Linked DNA regions of Homo sapiens: region 2 is linked to region 1. A link is a loop called in an ENCODE intact Hi-C map of the cell type or tissue named here. Cell type or tissue: heart right ventricle. All regions are shown on one strand.

Region 1 (8,000 bases):
TAATTTTTTCAATTATTTCCATAAACAAAATTTATTTTTACAAAACAGATCATGTTCTCATATAAGCATTAGAAATTCCAAATGTTAAGCAAATATTACATCAATGACCATTCAAACAATGAATTGAATAGGCATTTTGTTCACAAGAGACAGGAAGTGTTATATGTTTCACATCATCCAATGTAGGGAAAAGAGAGATCCGACTGTTACTGTGTCTATGTAGAAAGGAAAGACATAAGAGACTCCATTTTGAAAAAGACCTGTACTTTAAACAACTGCTTTGCTGAGATGTTGTTAATTTGTAGCTTTGCCCCAGCCACTTTGCTCCAGCCACTTTGACCCAACCTGGAGCTCACAAAAACATGTGTTATATGAAATCAAGGTTTAAGGGATCCAGGGCTCTGCAGGACATGCCTTGTTAACAAAATGTTTACAAGCAGTATACTTGGTAAAAGTCATCGCCATTCTCTAGTCTCAATAAACCAGGGGCACAATGCACTGTGGAAAGCTGCAGGGACCTCTGCCCTTGAAAGCTGGGTATTGTCCAAGGTTTCTCCCCATGTGATAGTCTGAAATATGGCCTCGTGGGATGAGAAAGACCTGACCGTCCCCCAGCCCAACACCCATAAAGGGTCTGTGCTGAGATGGATTAGTAAAAGAGGAAAGCCTCTTGCAGTTGAGATAGAGGAAGGCCACTGTCTCCTGCCTGCCCCTGGGAACTGAATGTCTCGGTATAAAACCCGATTATACATTTGTTCAATTCTCAGATGAGAGAAAAACCGCCCTATGGTGGGAGGTGAGACATGTTTGCAGTAATGCTGCCTTGTTATTCTTTACTCCACTAAGATGTTTGGGTGGAGAGAAACATAAATCTGGTGTACGTGCACGTCCAGTCATAGTACCTTCCCTTGAACTTAATTATGACATAGATTCTATTGCTCACGTGTTTGTTGCTGACCTTCTCCTTATTATCACCCTGCCCTCCTACTACATTCCTTTTTGCTGAAATAATGAAGATAATAATCAATAAAAACTGAGGGAACTCAGAGACCGGTGCCGGTGCAGGTCCTTGGTATGCTGGGCGCCAGTCCCCTGGGCCCACTGTTGTTTCTCTATACTTTGTCTCTGTGTCTTATTTCTTTTCTCAGTCTCTCGTCCCACCCGACTAGAAATACCCACAGGTGTGGAGGGGCAGGCCACTCCTTCAATCCAACACTGAAATATTCCCAGTTTAATCGACAGTGGAAGGCATCTGATCAACAGTAAGCTATTAGTAGTTAGCCTACTGTTAGTAGAAGTTAAAGTAGCATTATGAAGTGAGAGGGAACAAAGATTTTACAAGGAAAATGAAAACAGGAATACCTCTTAAAAACGATCAAAATCCCTACAAACATTTAAAACAACTTTACCTTACAGAGTATTTTTACATAAATTCACTGAATGTGCATCGCCTGAGCTCCTATCACATGCCATTATTCCAGGTGTTTGATATATAAAAGCTCCCAGGCTTCATGTTGCTTACAGTCCTCATATCCTCACAGAGGTTACCAATTCAGGACAGGAAATGAGTATGACGGGTGGGGTAATTGGCCAAAAAAAAAACCAAGATGAATCATGGGCATGGCAAATATGATTTAATAAGATACTGACAAGTTCCTAGTAAGTACCAGTGAAGTAGATAAAACTAGGATAAGATTTTAAGACATTTTTTGCCTTAGAATATTTACTGTTTTGGATAATACTGCAATTAGGATATGTTTAAATTACATTTAAAATGTCAAGGCCGGGCTCAGCCTTGCCTTGTAATCCCAGCCCTTCGGGAAGCCGAGGCAGGCAGATCACTTGAGGCCAGGAGTGCGAGACCAGCCTGGCCAACATGGCGAAACCCTGTCTCTACTAAAAACACAAAAAAACTGCACAGGCATAGTGGCACAGGCAAGGTAGCACACGCCTGTAATCCCAGCTACTCAAGAGGCTGAGGCACAAGGCGGAGGTCACAGTGAGCTGAGATCATGGCACTGCACTCCAACCTAGGCGACAGAATAAAACTCTGTCTAAAAGGAAAAAAGAAAAAAAGCAAATAAAATGTCAAAGGACCAATAGTAAGAAAGATAACATGATGTAAAATATTTCCATGGAGAACATGGTTATACTTTTGAAGGAAACACAATCCAATGGGCTCATGTTATTCAACGACATTCATGCATCTTCCTGGTGCAAACTGAATAATATGTGGAGTTCTATATCTGAACAACAAAAGAGATTCTGAAAAGTACAAGAAATTAATGGATAGGCACATTGATGATGTCCAGCCCATAGAGGTCAAAGGAATACGATTTTTGAAAAATCGTTTTCCAACTAAAATTGTATTTCGGTATCAAATACTATCTCAAGGTAAAAATGTCAGTATCTTTCTTTCCTAAAATATATTTGACCATTTTCTCATGCACGAGAGTTGTCCTATCTTTCCACCTTGGCTTCTTTCACAGTTCAAAGGTTGATTCACTGTGCGGGAGGCTGCACAGTTAAGAGTTAATGTGCCTCAGTGTGCAAATGTGTTCACATGAGGTCCCAATGACAATGATGCACCTCATGACAAGCAAGAAGTGATCTCAGTAAAAACTTAAAGTTCCAGATTTTTTTTAAAAAAAATTGGCTATTGCACTCAACTAGGCTAACTTTCCTAAAACAGCAATGGGCAATAAACACAAGAAAAATACTTTGCCACTGGGACAAATAAAGTTAGTTAAGATAATTGAAACCATTAAAGGAAATGGCAACAGGGCAGCGTTAAAAACATGACCTTGGATTCAGACTGCTCTTAAATTACTGCTCAACCATTTACTCATTGTGTTACCCCTGGGCAAGCTGTTTAAGCTGTTTGAGCTTTCATTCTCATCTATGGGAGGGGGAAACACCTGTTACACACAAATGTAGCAATAAGCTTTAGAAATAATCTACGGAAAACTCACAAAAACAAAGTCTAGCACACAAGAAACTTAAATGGTAAAACGTATCTAAGTCAGAAGACTTGTACTGATATTGACTTATTGAATTATGATTTTTCATCACTTTTTAAAAATTAATTTCTTTTTAGAGATGGGATCCCGCTATGTTCCCAGGCTGGAGTGCAGTGGCTATTCAGAGGTGTAAGTAAAGCACACTGAAGCCTCAAGCTTCTGGCCTCAAGTGATCCTCTTGCTTCAGCCTCCCAAGTGGCTGGGATTACAGGTGTGAGCCACCACATCCAGCTTCCTAAGTCACTTATTAAAGTTCTCTGGGTTGGCTGGCACGATGGCTCACACCTGTAATCCCAGCACTTTGGGAGGTCAAGGCAGGTGGATCACCTGAGGTCTGGAGTTCAAGACCAGCCTGGCCAACACGGTGAAACCCCCTCTCTACTAAAAATACAAAAATAAGCCAGGCATGGTGGTGCATGCCTGTAATCGCTGCTACTCAGGAGGTTGAGGCAGGAGAATCACTTGAACCCAGAAAGCGGTGGTTGCAGTGAGCTGAGATCGTGTCACCACACTCCAGTATGGGCAACAGAGTGAGGTTCTGTCTCAAAAAAAAAAAAAAAAAAATTATCTGGGTCTCAGTTGTTTCCATTTCTAATATAAAAGGACTATACTTGATAACCCGTATGGTACATCCCAGCAACAAAACTTTGATTCCATAATTTAATTTTGAACTACTTTTTTCTTTTTTTGAGATGGAGTCTCACTCTATCACCCAGGCTGGAGTGCAGTGGCACGATCTTGGCTCACTGCAACCTCCACCTACTGGGTTCAAGCAATTCTCCTGCCTCAGCCTCCCTAGTAGCTGGGATTACAGGCACATGTCACCATGCCCAGCTACTTTTTGTATTTTAGTAGAGACGGGGTTTTCGCCATGTTGGCCAGGCTGGTCTCAAACTCCTGACCTCAGGTGATCTACACATTTCGGCCTCCCAAAGTGCTAGGATTACAGGCGTGAGCCACCATGCCTGGCCAGAACTACTATTTTTAAATGGTTTTATTTTCAAAAATAACATTTGTCTTTCCAGTGAAGTTTTAAGTAATAATGCACCCCAGAATCAACCAACATTGACGAGAACTCCTACAATTATTTATACAGGATAACTGTGACAATGGGAAAAACAAAAACACAAACCAAAAGGAATCATGTTTCATCCCCATGGATAGATCTCCCCTTGCAAAATCTGACAGAGTTAAGTCTTTACTAATTCTTTCCTCTGTTGCTTTTACTTGTCAAATCACAGTATGTTCATCTTTCTTGCCTAAAAACCTTAATACGGCTGGGCGCGGTGACTCACGCCTGTAATCCCAGCACTTTGGGAGGCCGAAATGGGCGGATCACAAGGTCAGGAGATCCAGACCATCCTGGCCAACATGGTGAAACCCCATCTCTACTAAAAATACAAAAATTAGCTGGGTGTGGTGGTGCATGCCTGTAATCCCAGCTATTCAGGAGTCTGAGGCACAAGAATTGCTTGAACTCAGGAGGCGGAGGTTGCAGTGAGCCGAGATCGCGCCACTGCACTCCAGCCTGGTGACAGAGCAAGATTCCGTCTCAAAAACAAACAAAAAACCTTAATACTTGGTGCTAGCAGCAGGAGGCAGCAGAGATCCTTTGGCTGCCAGGGAAGCTGAGATCAACCTAAGCCCAGACGAGCCAGGGACGTGACTCTCAATCATCCCACTCAGGGAGCCATTTCACACACATGAGGAACAAGTGCCAGGTTTCTCTGGGTAAAGTCAGACTTTGAGTTCAGCAGCAGTGCGGAAAAGAAGGCTAAGTCTAGGGCTGGGAGCTAGAAGCCCCGAGTCCCATTCCAAATTAACTAGCTACAGGTTCAGAGAAAGTTCCTTCTTTTCCTTGAACCTCAAATTCATCTTCAAAATAAGGGGCTTGGTTAAAATGGTCTCAAAGCTTGCTTTCTGTACATCAACATTTGTGTCAGATACCATCTATTACTGGTCTTCGCAACACAAATCTGCTCCTCTCCACCACAACTTGATTGAAATAGGTCCTGTAATCTTGTAGATAAGTCGGGGAACAGTCAAGCATAATGTGGAGACTCCTCTAAAGACTGTCTCCCTGGCCTTGCTCACAGCCCAGAGTGCAAAGCTTCCCCCAAAATTCTGAACTGTAAAAAGAAATAGAATGAGAGCAACTTTCCAAATTATGCTCTGCTACTGGTGATAAGCGGTGGACTTTCTTCCTCCCACACCTGAACAAAGGACACAGAGCAGGGAGACTCTGTCTCCTCCTACTCTGTGGGTAACAGAACCTAATGAAGCACCCAGAGAAACCCACGTGGGCAGCCAGATGGGCTGGCAGAGGAAGGAGGCGACCCCAAGCAGGAGTTCTTCATTGAGAATATTAATTACTTGTGGGCGTGCGGGACACCAGAGGGGTTCTCCGCAAGCCTAGAAGTTTCCTGCTGGAAACACTGAGGGTTCCACTAGATTTCCCTTCCACAGTGAAACACACAAGGCAGGTCCCACCAACTGCCTGTGAAAACCAAGATGTTAAACTCAATGGAGGAGCTTGGAAATACCTGTTAACAATAAAAGAGGACAAGAGCCAGAGACACGCTCAAACCAAAAATCCAGGGGACGGCGTCCTTACCCACATTGTCCTGAAATAGCCTCTGCTCCTTTTTCTTTCATCTCTAACTGGTGAGAATTAATGAGAAAAGCCAGCAGCTGTACTTCTGAATGTCATCAGGAAGAAAGTTAAAGCTGCTGTGCCCAGCACTGGGACTGCACAAAGCAATGGCTCAGGAAAGCAGCTTAGTCCCTTGAAACAGAGCCACCTCACCACATTTCCTGAGTCAAGGGCTCAACATCCTGAGGAGAATTCCAAGTCAATACAGCATCGTGTGCACTACCATGCTGAACAAACCCAGTAATATCAAAATGTTTACCAAATTGACATGAAAGCTTCTGGTCTGAACTTGAACAATACTGGTTCAGTCATAACAAAATTTACTGATAAACAGGGCCACTGAAAGAATTACAATGGTAAATAAATACTAAGTGTAGAGAGACAAAATCAGCCAATGATACAGGTGAGAGGACCTGCGGGGCACCACCGTGGCTCTCGGCATACTAGAGGGTTGCACCCCAAAGGGAGAAGTCTGGAAAAACATTGGGTTTTAAAGGTCTCATCTGGTTACATATTATAATATCTACTTCATAAAATCTAATGGCTATACTTTTTTTGTTTGTTTGGAGACAGAGTCTGTCACCCAGGCTGAAGAGCAGCAGTGACACAATCTCGGCTCACTGCAACCTCCGTATCCTGGGTTCAAGCAATTCCTGCCTCAGCCTCCCGAGTAGCTGGGACTACAAGCACGTGCCACCACACCCAGCTAATTTTTGTATTTTTAGTAGAGATGGGGTTTCACCATATTGGTCAGGCTGGTCTAGAACTCCTGACCTCATGATCTGCCCGCCTTGGCCTCCCAAAGTGCTGGGATTACAGGTGTGAGCCACCGCACCTGGCCCACCCTTATTCTTGTTTGTCTGTTTGAGTCAGAATTTCGCTATTGTCACCCAGGCTGGAGTGCAATGGCACGATCTCGGCTCACTGCAGCCTCCGCCTCCCAAGTCCAAGTGATTCTCTTGCCGCAGCCTCCCAAGTAGCTGGAACTATATGTATGTGCCACCACTCCCAGCTAATTTTTTATATTTTTAGTAGAGACAAGGTTTCACTATGTTGGCCAGGCTGGTCTTGAACTCCTGACTTCAGGTGATACACCCACCTCAACCTCCCAAAGTGCAGGGATTACAGGCGTGAGCCACTGCACCCAGCCCCCTTATTCTTAATCTCCACAATCAAACTACAAATTATGCATTACTATTTCGAGTTTACAAATGAGGAAACAGACTCACAGAGGCTAAGTAACTGATCAGGAGTACAAGATAGAAGTGCCAAAGCTATGATGTTAAATCAAGTCTGTCACCAAAGCACAATACACCTTACACTTTCTCTTATCCCAGTGGTTCTCAGTGAGAGGAAAACTGGCAAAGTTCAGAGATATTTCTAATTGCCACAATCAGGGATGGTGACAGCTGATACTGGCTCTGAGGGGTAGATGCCAGGGACGCTGCTAAACATCCTATCTGGTCTGAAGTGCCAGCAGCCCTAGGGTTGAGATGGGGCCTACACGTAGTTATGGGACCAAATGTGAGCTGAAGGCATTTCAAGAAGGGAAGGCATCCTCTTAATTGGGTACTGTGAGAAGCCTTTGTCACAATGGTGGGATTTTCGTTGAGTCTTAAAAATGTGGGTAGACAAGGATGGCATTTCTGGCAGCCTAGAACAAAAGAGATGATCAAAGATGTGGAGATAAAAAACGGAAAGGTGCCCTTAGGGGTCAAGATGATTACCAGTGAGTACTTTCTCTAAACTACCTACAAAATAAAACCAGTAAACATTCATGAATGAAAATTCTGGTAAATCTGCACATTATAAATGTTTGGGACATCTTTGAACATTCATAAAAAACGTAAGCTGGTAGATTCCAGAGGGAAATAGGGTACCTGAGGGACATCACTTTTTGTCTGCAAGGGGAAATACAGGCTGACACCAGATGATAGAAAATCTTAAACAGGTTCCCAGAAAGTGACTTAACTTCTACTGGACATAGGCCCAGTACAATTCCAAACTTATTACAGGCTCATAATAAGTTTATTATATAAAACCCATTATATAACGGCCAAAATGGTAAACCCATGAGCTCTGAAGCCAGACTATCTGGGTTTGAATTCCTGCTTCACCACTTAGCACTTTTTAAGCGACTTCCTAACTAGGGGCAAGTTACTTAACCTCTCTGGGCTTCTGTTTCCTCTTGATGAAATCAGGAAAGTAATAATACCCATTTCACAGGGTTATTGTGAGGAACTCAACTATGCAAAGTACTCAAATTATACCTGGCACATAGTAAGCACTGAATTAACTATTTGCTACTATTAGCATTACTATCTCTC
Region 2 (8,000 bases), 280 kb after region 1:
CAAAAGAAAGCTGTTTGTCTACATTGAAAGTCTGCTTAATGTAGTCATCTTCAGCCGGGTGCAGTGGCTCACGCCTGTAATCCCAGCACTTTGGGAGGCCAAGGTGGGTGAATCATGAGGTCAGGAGTTCGAGACCAGCCTGGCCAACATGGTGAAACCCCGTCTGTACTAAAAATACAAAAAATTATCTGAGTGTGGTGGTGGACCTGTAATCCCAGCTACTCAGGAGGCTGAGGCAGGAGAATCACTTGAACCCGGGAGGCAGAGGTTGCAGTGAGCTGAGATCACGCCACTGCACTCCAGCCCAGGTGACAGTGTGAGATTCCATTTCGAAAAAAAAAATGTAGTCATCTTCATCAATGATCTTCATTAGGTCTTCTGGATAACTTGCTGCAGCTTGTACTTGTTTCACCTTGTATTTTCACTATGTAGATAGATGCCTTCTTTCCTTAAACCTCATGAACCATCCTCTGCCAGCTTCAAACTTTTCTAGCTTCCTTACCTCTCACAGTCTTCATAGAGTTGGAGAGAGTGGCTGCGTGTGGTGGCTCGTGCCTGTAATCCCAACACTTTGGGGCACTGATGTGGGCAGATCTCTTGAGCCCAGGAGTTTGAGACCAGCCTGAGCAACATAGTAAAACCCTGTCTCTAATTTAAATTATTGAAAAAAAAAAAAAGTATTGGCCTTGCTCTGGATTAGGTTTTGGCTTATGAGAACATTGTGGCTGGTTTGGTCTTCTGTTTGGACCACTCAGGCTTTCTCCATTTCAGCAATAAGGCTGTTTTGCTTTATGATTCATGTGCTTACTGGAGTAGCAATTTTAACTTCTTTCAAAAACTTTTCCTTTGCATTCACAATTTGGCTGCGTAATGCAAGGAAGGGGCCTAGCTTTTGGCCTATCTCAGCTTTCAACATGCCTTTCTCACTAAGATTAATCATTTCTAGCTTTTGATTTAAAGTGAGAGGCATGTAACTCTTTCCACTTGAACACTTAGGGGCCACTGTGGTGTTATTGACTGGCCTAATTTCAATATCTTTGTGTCTCAGGGAATAGGAAAGTCCAAGTAGAGAAAGAGAGATGGGGGAATGGCCAGTTGGTGGAACAGTCAGACCACATACAACGTTTATTGATTAAGTTCAATGGCTTATGTGGTGCAGTTCATTGTGCCTCAAAACAATTACAATAGTAACATGAAAGATCACTGGTAACAGATTACCATGCAGTTATAATAATACTGAAAAGCTTAACATATTATGAGAATTACCAAAATGTGACATAGAGACATGAAGTGAGCACATGCTGTTGGAAAAATGGCACTGATCAACTTCCTTAATGTACGGTTGCCACAAACCTTCAATTTGCAAAAAATACAATATGTCTGCTGCCTGAGGAACATAGTGAGACCCCATCCCTAAAAAGCAAAACAAAATAAGTCATATAATGTCTGCAAAGTACAATAAAGCAAAGTGCAATAAAATTAGGTATGCCTATATCATAAAACAGAAATAAAGGAAATATAGTAGTTACCAGAGGCTTGGAAGAGTAAGGGAAGGGGGAATAGGAAGAGAATGGTTAATGGATGCAAAATTACAGTTAGAAGGGGGGAATAGGCCAGGTGCGGTGGCTCACACCTGTATTCCTAGTACTTTGGGAGGCCAAGGTGGGTGGATCACCTGAGATCAGGAGTTCAAGACCAGCCTGGCCAACATGGCAAAAACCCATCTCTACTAAAAAATACAAAAATTAGCTCAGTGTGGTGGTGCACACCTGTATTTCCAGCTACTCAGGAGGCTGAGGCAGGAGAATTGCTTGAACTCAGGAGGTGGAGGTTGCAGTGAGCTGAGATCACCCCATTGCACTCCCAGCCTGGGCAACAGAGTGAGACTCCATCTCAAAAAAAAGAAAAGGAGGAATAAACTCTAGCATCCTATAGCACAGCTGGGTGACTATAGTTAACAACATTGTTTTTGTGTATATATATTATTTATTTATTTATTTATTTTTGAGACAGAGTCTCACTCTGTTGCCCAGGTGCAACCTCTGCCTCCCGGGCTCAAGCGATTCTCCTGCCTCAGCCTCTTGAGTAGCTGGGATTATGGGTGTGCACCACCACGCCCAGCTAATTTTTGTATTTTGAGTAGAGACGGGGTTTCACCATGTTGGTCAGGCTGGTCTTGAACTCCTGACTTTGTGATCCACCTGTCTCAGCCTCCCAAAGTGCTGGGATTATAGGCATGAGCCACCACGCCCGGCCGTATATTTTTAAATAGCCACAAGAGAGAAATTTGAATGTTTCCAACACAGCAATATGATCAATGTTGAAGGTGATGGATATCCCAGTTACCTCAATTTGACCTCTAAACATATGCATATATTGAAATATCACATGTACCCCCGTAAGTTTGTACAATTATGTATCAATTAAATTTTTTTAATCTTTAAAAAAGGAAATAAGCATTTCAATATGTACATATCAAGATATGACTATGCAAGAAGGCTTAATGAAATAATCAGATACTTGCGTCTTCACATAGCATCATAGTAAATGTGCCAGCTACAAGCACAGAGTAATACAGGTGTGTTGTATAGTAATGAGTCAATTATCCCACATGGTAGTGATATAGATGTTATGATTGTCTGCAATGGTAGAAAACCCTTGGTAAAGTTCAAGACATCATAAAGTCAAATCCTCCTTTCATATATATAATTGTATTCTTGGAAAAATCAGAATATGTTAACAATCTGCCAAAGGTCCCTGTATTACAGATTTTTTTTTTTTTTTGAATCATGGTCTCGCTCTGTCACCCAGGCTGTAGTGCTACAGTGTGATCACAGTTCCCTGTAACCTTGGCCTCCCAGACTCAAGTGATCCTCCTCACTCAGCTTTCTGAGTAGCTAGGACTACAGGTGTACATGCCACCACGCCCAACTAAGTTTTTATATTTATTTTTATTTGTAGAGATGAGGTCTCCCTATGTTGTCCAGGCTGGTCTTCAACTTCTGGGCTCAAGCAATTCTCCCACCTCAGCCTCCCAAAGTGCTGGTATTACAAGTGTGAGCCACCATGCCCTGCCTGCAGATGTCTTATACATTTGATTTCCACCCATTAAAATGACAGTAGTGCTGACCAATCATTGTGACAATCAATAATACTCTCTCCCACCACATTTTCTTCTTCTTTTTTTTTTTTTTTAGACGGAGTCTCACTCTGTCACCCAGGCTGGAGTGCAGTGGCATGATCTCAGCTCACTGCAACCTCTGCTTCCTGGATTCAAGCGATTCCCCTGCCTCAGCCTCCTGAGTAGCTGGAATTACAGGCATGTTCCACTATGCCCAACTAATTTTTGTATTTTTAGTAGAGACGGGGTTTCACCATGTTGGTCAGGCTGGTCTCGAACTCCTCACCTCATGATCTGCCTTCCTTGGCCTCACAAAGTGCTGGGATTACAGGCGTGAGCCACCGCGTCCAGCCCCCAACCACATTTTCAAAATGCTGAGAGTGCAGTTAGAACTTACGTAGAGAGGAAAGAGCACTGACATAGGAGTCAGACAGGAGACAGCTGTTCACTCTAGCCCAATCACTTTACTGTTCTGGGTTTCATTTCGCTCATCTGAAAAATGTAGAACTTGGTCTGTGTAATCACTAAGATCTATTTGATGCTGAGGTAGACCATATATATATATATATTTGTTTGTTTGTTTGTTTTTTGAGAAATAGAGATGATGTCTCACTATGTTGCCCAGGCTGGTGTTGAACTTCTGGGCTCAAGCAATCCTCCTGCCTTGGCCTCACACAGTGCTGGGATTACAGGTGTAAGCCACCGCGCCTGGCCCTATATCTTTCTTATTGCTAGTTGATGAAACAATAACTGCTAAAAGGTATACAGCCATGTCTCCCTCTGCTGGCTGAGTGACATGTCATAAATGCAAACAGAAGATTTTTAATGTTTTCAGTGCAAGAGCTGTCATCTTTTAGGATTTATTGACCAACACAACATGTTGCCAAGTGATAAATGTAGACAGCATTTGTTTCAAAGCTTGGATACCATCTTCATTTTCACAAATAGATATATATCTATCACAACAAAGTCTCTATATTCAGGTACTCACTATCTAAATTAAATTTGGAAAAGCAGATCAGACTGCACATGAAACTGACATACTGTGTTGATCAAGGGCTTTTGGCTGGAATTATTTGGCTCATTCCCTCAGCCATCTCCAGGGGATAATTATCTCCAAAGAGGGAATTTCCTGTTGGAGTTAACAGACTTTCAAGAAGTATTCGGCAGATCATTAATCTTTTAATGGCTAAACCGTGAAAAAAATTAGTTACATATTAAATAGTTTTAAAATACTGTTACCCCCAGCTTCAGACTTCCTACAGTGTGCTATGGACTGAATGCTTGTGTCCTCCCAAATTCATATGTTGCAATCCCAATCCCCAATGTAATGGTGTTTGGAGATGGGGCCTTTGGGAGGTAATTAGGTCATGAGGATGCAGCCCACATGATGGGGCTAGTGCCCTTATAAGAAGAGCCATGAGAGAGCTTGCTTTCTCTCTCTCTGCCATCTGAGCACACAGTAAGAAGATGGCCACCTGGGCCAGGCACAGTGGCTCACGTCTGTAGTCCCAGCACTTTGGGTGGCTGAGGCGGGTGGATCAACTGAGGCCAGGAGTTCGAGACCAGCCTGGCCAACATGGAGAAACCCTGTCTGTATTAAAAATACAAAAATTAGTCGGGCGTGGTGGCGTGCGCCTGTAATTCCAGCTACTCTGGAGGCTGAGGCAGGAGAATCACTCCAACCCGGGGAGTGGAGGTTGCAGTGAGCCAAGATCGTGCCACTGCACTCCAGCCTGGGCGACAGAGTGACACTCTGTCTCAAAAACAAACAAAACTAAACTAAACAAAAAAACAAACAAACAAAGAGATAGCCATCTCCAAACCAGAAGGAGGGCCTTTACCAGGACGGGACCGTGCTGGCACTCGGATTTTGAACGTTCTCTGGACTGTGAGGTATAAAATTCTGTTGTTTAAGCCACCCAGTCTATGGTATTGTTATAGCAGCCCAAACTGATGAAGACAAATGAGTTTCCCTCTTTCCTGAATTAGTCTAATTATTACTACTATTATTATGGTTTGTATTTTTGTAGGGTACTTTAATTGTTTTGGGAAAAAAATAAGTTATGTGTGTATATATATATTTTTATTTATTTATTTATTTTTTGAGATGGAGTCTTGCTCTGTTGCCCAGGCTGGAGTGCAGTGGCATGATCTCGGCTCACTGAAAGCTCCGCCTCCCAGGTTCACGCCATTCTCTCGCCTCAGCCTCCCAAGTAGCTGGGACTACAGGTGCCCGCCACCACACCCGGCTAATTTTTTGTATTTTTAGTAGAGACGGGGTTTCACCGTGTTAGCCAGGATGGTTTTGATCTCCTGACCTTGTGATCCGCCTGTCTTGGCCTCCCAAAGTTCTGGGATTACAGGCGTGAGCCACCGCACCCGGCCTTATTTTTATTTTTTGAGACAGAATCTCGCTCTGTCACCCAGGCTGGAGTGCAGTGGTGCAATCTCAGCTTACTGCAACCTCCGCCTCCTGGCTTCAAGTGATTCTCCTGCCTCAGCCTCCTGAGTAGCTGGGACTACAGGTGTGCGCCACCATGCCCAGCTAATTTTTGTATTTTGAGTAGAGACAAGGTTTCATCAAGTTGGCTAGGCTGGTCTTGAACTCCTGACCGCAAGTGGTCCAACCGCCTCGGCCTCTCAAAGTGCTAGGATTACAGGCATGAGCCACCGTGCCAGGCCAAGTTCTATATTATTTTAGAGCTATTTTTAAATTACAGTTATCCATGCAAGGTTAAGAAAAAAAGGGCGGGGGTAGAAAGAACTCAAGTCACACTGAGGTGCAGAAATGAAAAATGAAAGTCTCTCCTCCCCCCACACATTACCAGTCCACATCCAGAATCAATCACCATTCATAGTTTCTGGTTTTAATTCATAATCATCGTAATAGTAAATATTATCCTTTCTTGGCATTACTTTTGTATGCTAATTTATCAAGTTTGGGCACTGTATTTTTTACAAATTATTATTATTAAAGAATCCACTTGTATGACAGTGATGAAGCCCAGGCTGAGTTTGGGCATAAGTACATCCCACTCAGGATTTTATAGTTATAATCCCTGTCTTCTCTCTAGACCTCAACTGAAAACCCAGACTCATGAGGCCTCAATCCCTGATGAGCCTAGGTTTTCAGTTGAGGCCGTCCTATACTTGGTACACGCCAAAGGCAACCATGCAGGAGGCTTTTTCAGAGAAAACAACTTTGTCTTCCCAAAAGACAAATGCTCCCCTTTGCTTTATGAGGCAGAGAGCAACCCCAAACCACGGACAGGTTGGGGCCTACACAGCCCTCAATTAATTTATCAACTTTGGACTGTATTTTTCACTCACTGCCATATAAGATAAACGATTTATTACACTTGTAATATATCCCCTTAATTCTTTCCATAGACCTCCCAGTGATTCTAGTTGGCTCCTATTTTACTTCTAATGGTTGTCTTTTTTTTGCCTTTAAATATTATATGATATCATCTATTTCTTTTCTTTTTTTTTTCTTTTTTTTTTTTTTATTTTTGAGATGGAGTTTCGCTCTTGTCGCTCAGGCTGGAGTGCAGTGGCGCCATCTCAGCACACTGCAATATCTCCCTCCTGGGTTCAAGTGATTCTCCTGCCTCAACCTCCCGAGTACCTGGGATTACAGGCGCCCACCACCATGCCTGGCTAATTTTTTGTATTTTTAGTAGAGATGGGATCTCACCATCTTGGGCAGGCTGGTCTCAAATTCCTGACCTCAGGTGATCCACCCACCTCGGCCTCCCAAAGTGCTGGAATTACAGGCATGAGCCACTGCGCCCGGCTAAGTTAATGCATTTATTCTTGTCTTGTCTTGTCTTGTCCTTTCTAGACAGGGTCTTATACTGTTACCCAGGCTGGAGTGCAGTGGCATGATTGCAGCTCACTGCAGCCTCAACCACCTGGGCTCAAGCCATCCTCCCATCTCAAACTCTGGAGTAGCTGGGACTACAGGAATGTGCCACCATGCTTGGCTTATTTTTTATCTGTTGTAGAGATGGGGTCTCACTATGTTTCCAGGTTGGTCTCGAATTCTTGGGCTCAAGCAATCTACCTACCTCTGCCTCCTGAAGTGTTGGGATTACAGGCGTGAGCCACTGCACCTGGCCTGTCTTTATTATTTTTGCCTCCTCCACATTTTTGCTAGTTAAAATATTATCTTACTTGTCAAGACATCATATTTATATGCTGTATTTATAGTTCTGTCTAAGGTTACATTTTCTCTTTGCTACTGCAGGCCATGAATGTTTCTGCCTCAGGACCTTTCCATTTGCTCTTCATGGCTTACTCTTAATTTAGATCTCAGCTCAGACGCCATCTTCCTGAGAAAGTTATCTAAAAAGGCAACTCTTCCTCTCCACCCCATTCATTCCCTTACTGTTTAATTTTCTTTATAGCATTTATCAAGATTTAATATTATATATTCATGATACAATTAATTATAATTTAAAAAAATTCGGCCAGGCATGGTGGCTCATGCCTGCAATCCCAGCACTTTGGCAGACCAAGGCGGGCAGATCACTTGAGGCCAGGAATTCGAGACCAGCCTGGCCAACATGGCCAAATCCCGTCTCTACAAAAAATACAAAAATTACCTGGGTGCAGTGGCTCAGGCCTGTAATCCCAACACTTTGGGAGGCCAAGGCGGGCAGATCACAAGGTCAGGAGTTCGAGACCAGTCTGGCCAACATAGTGAAACCCTGTCTCTACTAAAAATACGAAAAATTAGCTGGGTGTGGTGGTGTGTGCCTGTAATCCCAGTTACCCAGGAGGCTGAAGCAGGAGAATCATATGAACCTGGAAGGCGGAGGTTGCAGTGAGCAGAGATCGCACCATTGTACTCCAGCCAGGGCTATGGTGCGAG

Evidence for each region. Peaks named below come from ENCODE experiments on the same cell type or tissue, not always from the same donor. Only the 100,000 strongest peaks of a DNase experiment are listed, where the experiment ranks them.
Region 2: a loop joins it to region 1, with 2.6 times the contacts of the local background. A loop is called at or near these places in 31 of 110 quality-filtered maps.

Annotation. Positions count from the first base shown.
Region 1 is chr7:105,148,459-105,156,458 of GRCh38, forward strand. All of the region lies in intron 7 of SRPK2 (SRSF protein kinase 2), which reads right to left. Among named protein-coding and RNA genes, the nearest start is that of KMT2E, 140 kb to the left of the region's middle. In heart right ventricle, a CTCF peak has its summit at 4,617 (motif pointing right); a DNase peak (open chromatin) is centred at 4,626; H3K27ac peaks cover 1,039 bases.
Region 2 is chr7:105,426,001-105,434,000 of GRCh38, forward strand. No RefSeq gene overlaps it. Among named protein-coding and RNA genes, the nearest start is that of SRPK2, 41 kb to the left of the region's middle. In heart right ventricle, a CTCF peak has its summit at 3,897 (motif pointing left); a DNase peak (open chromatin) is centred at 3,871.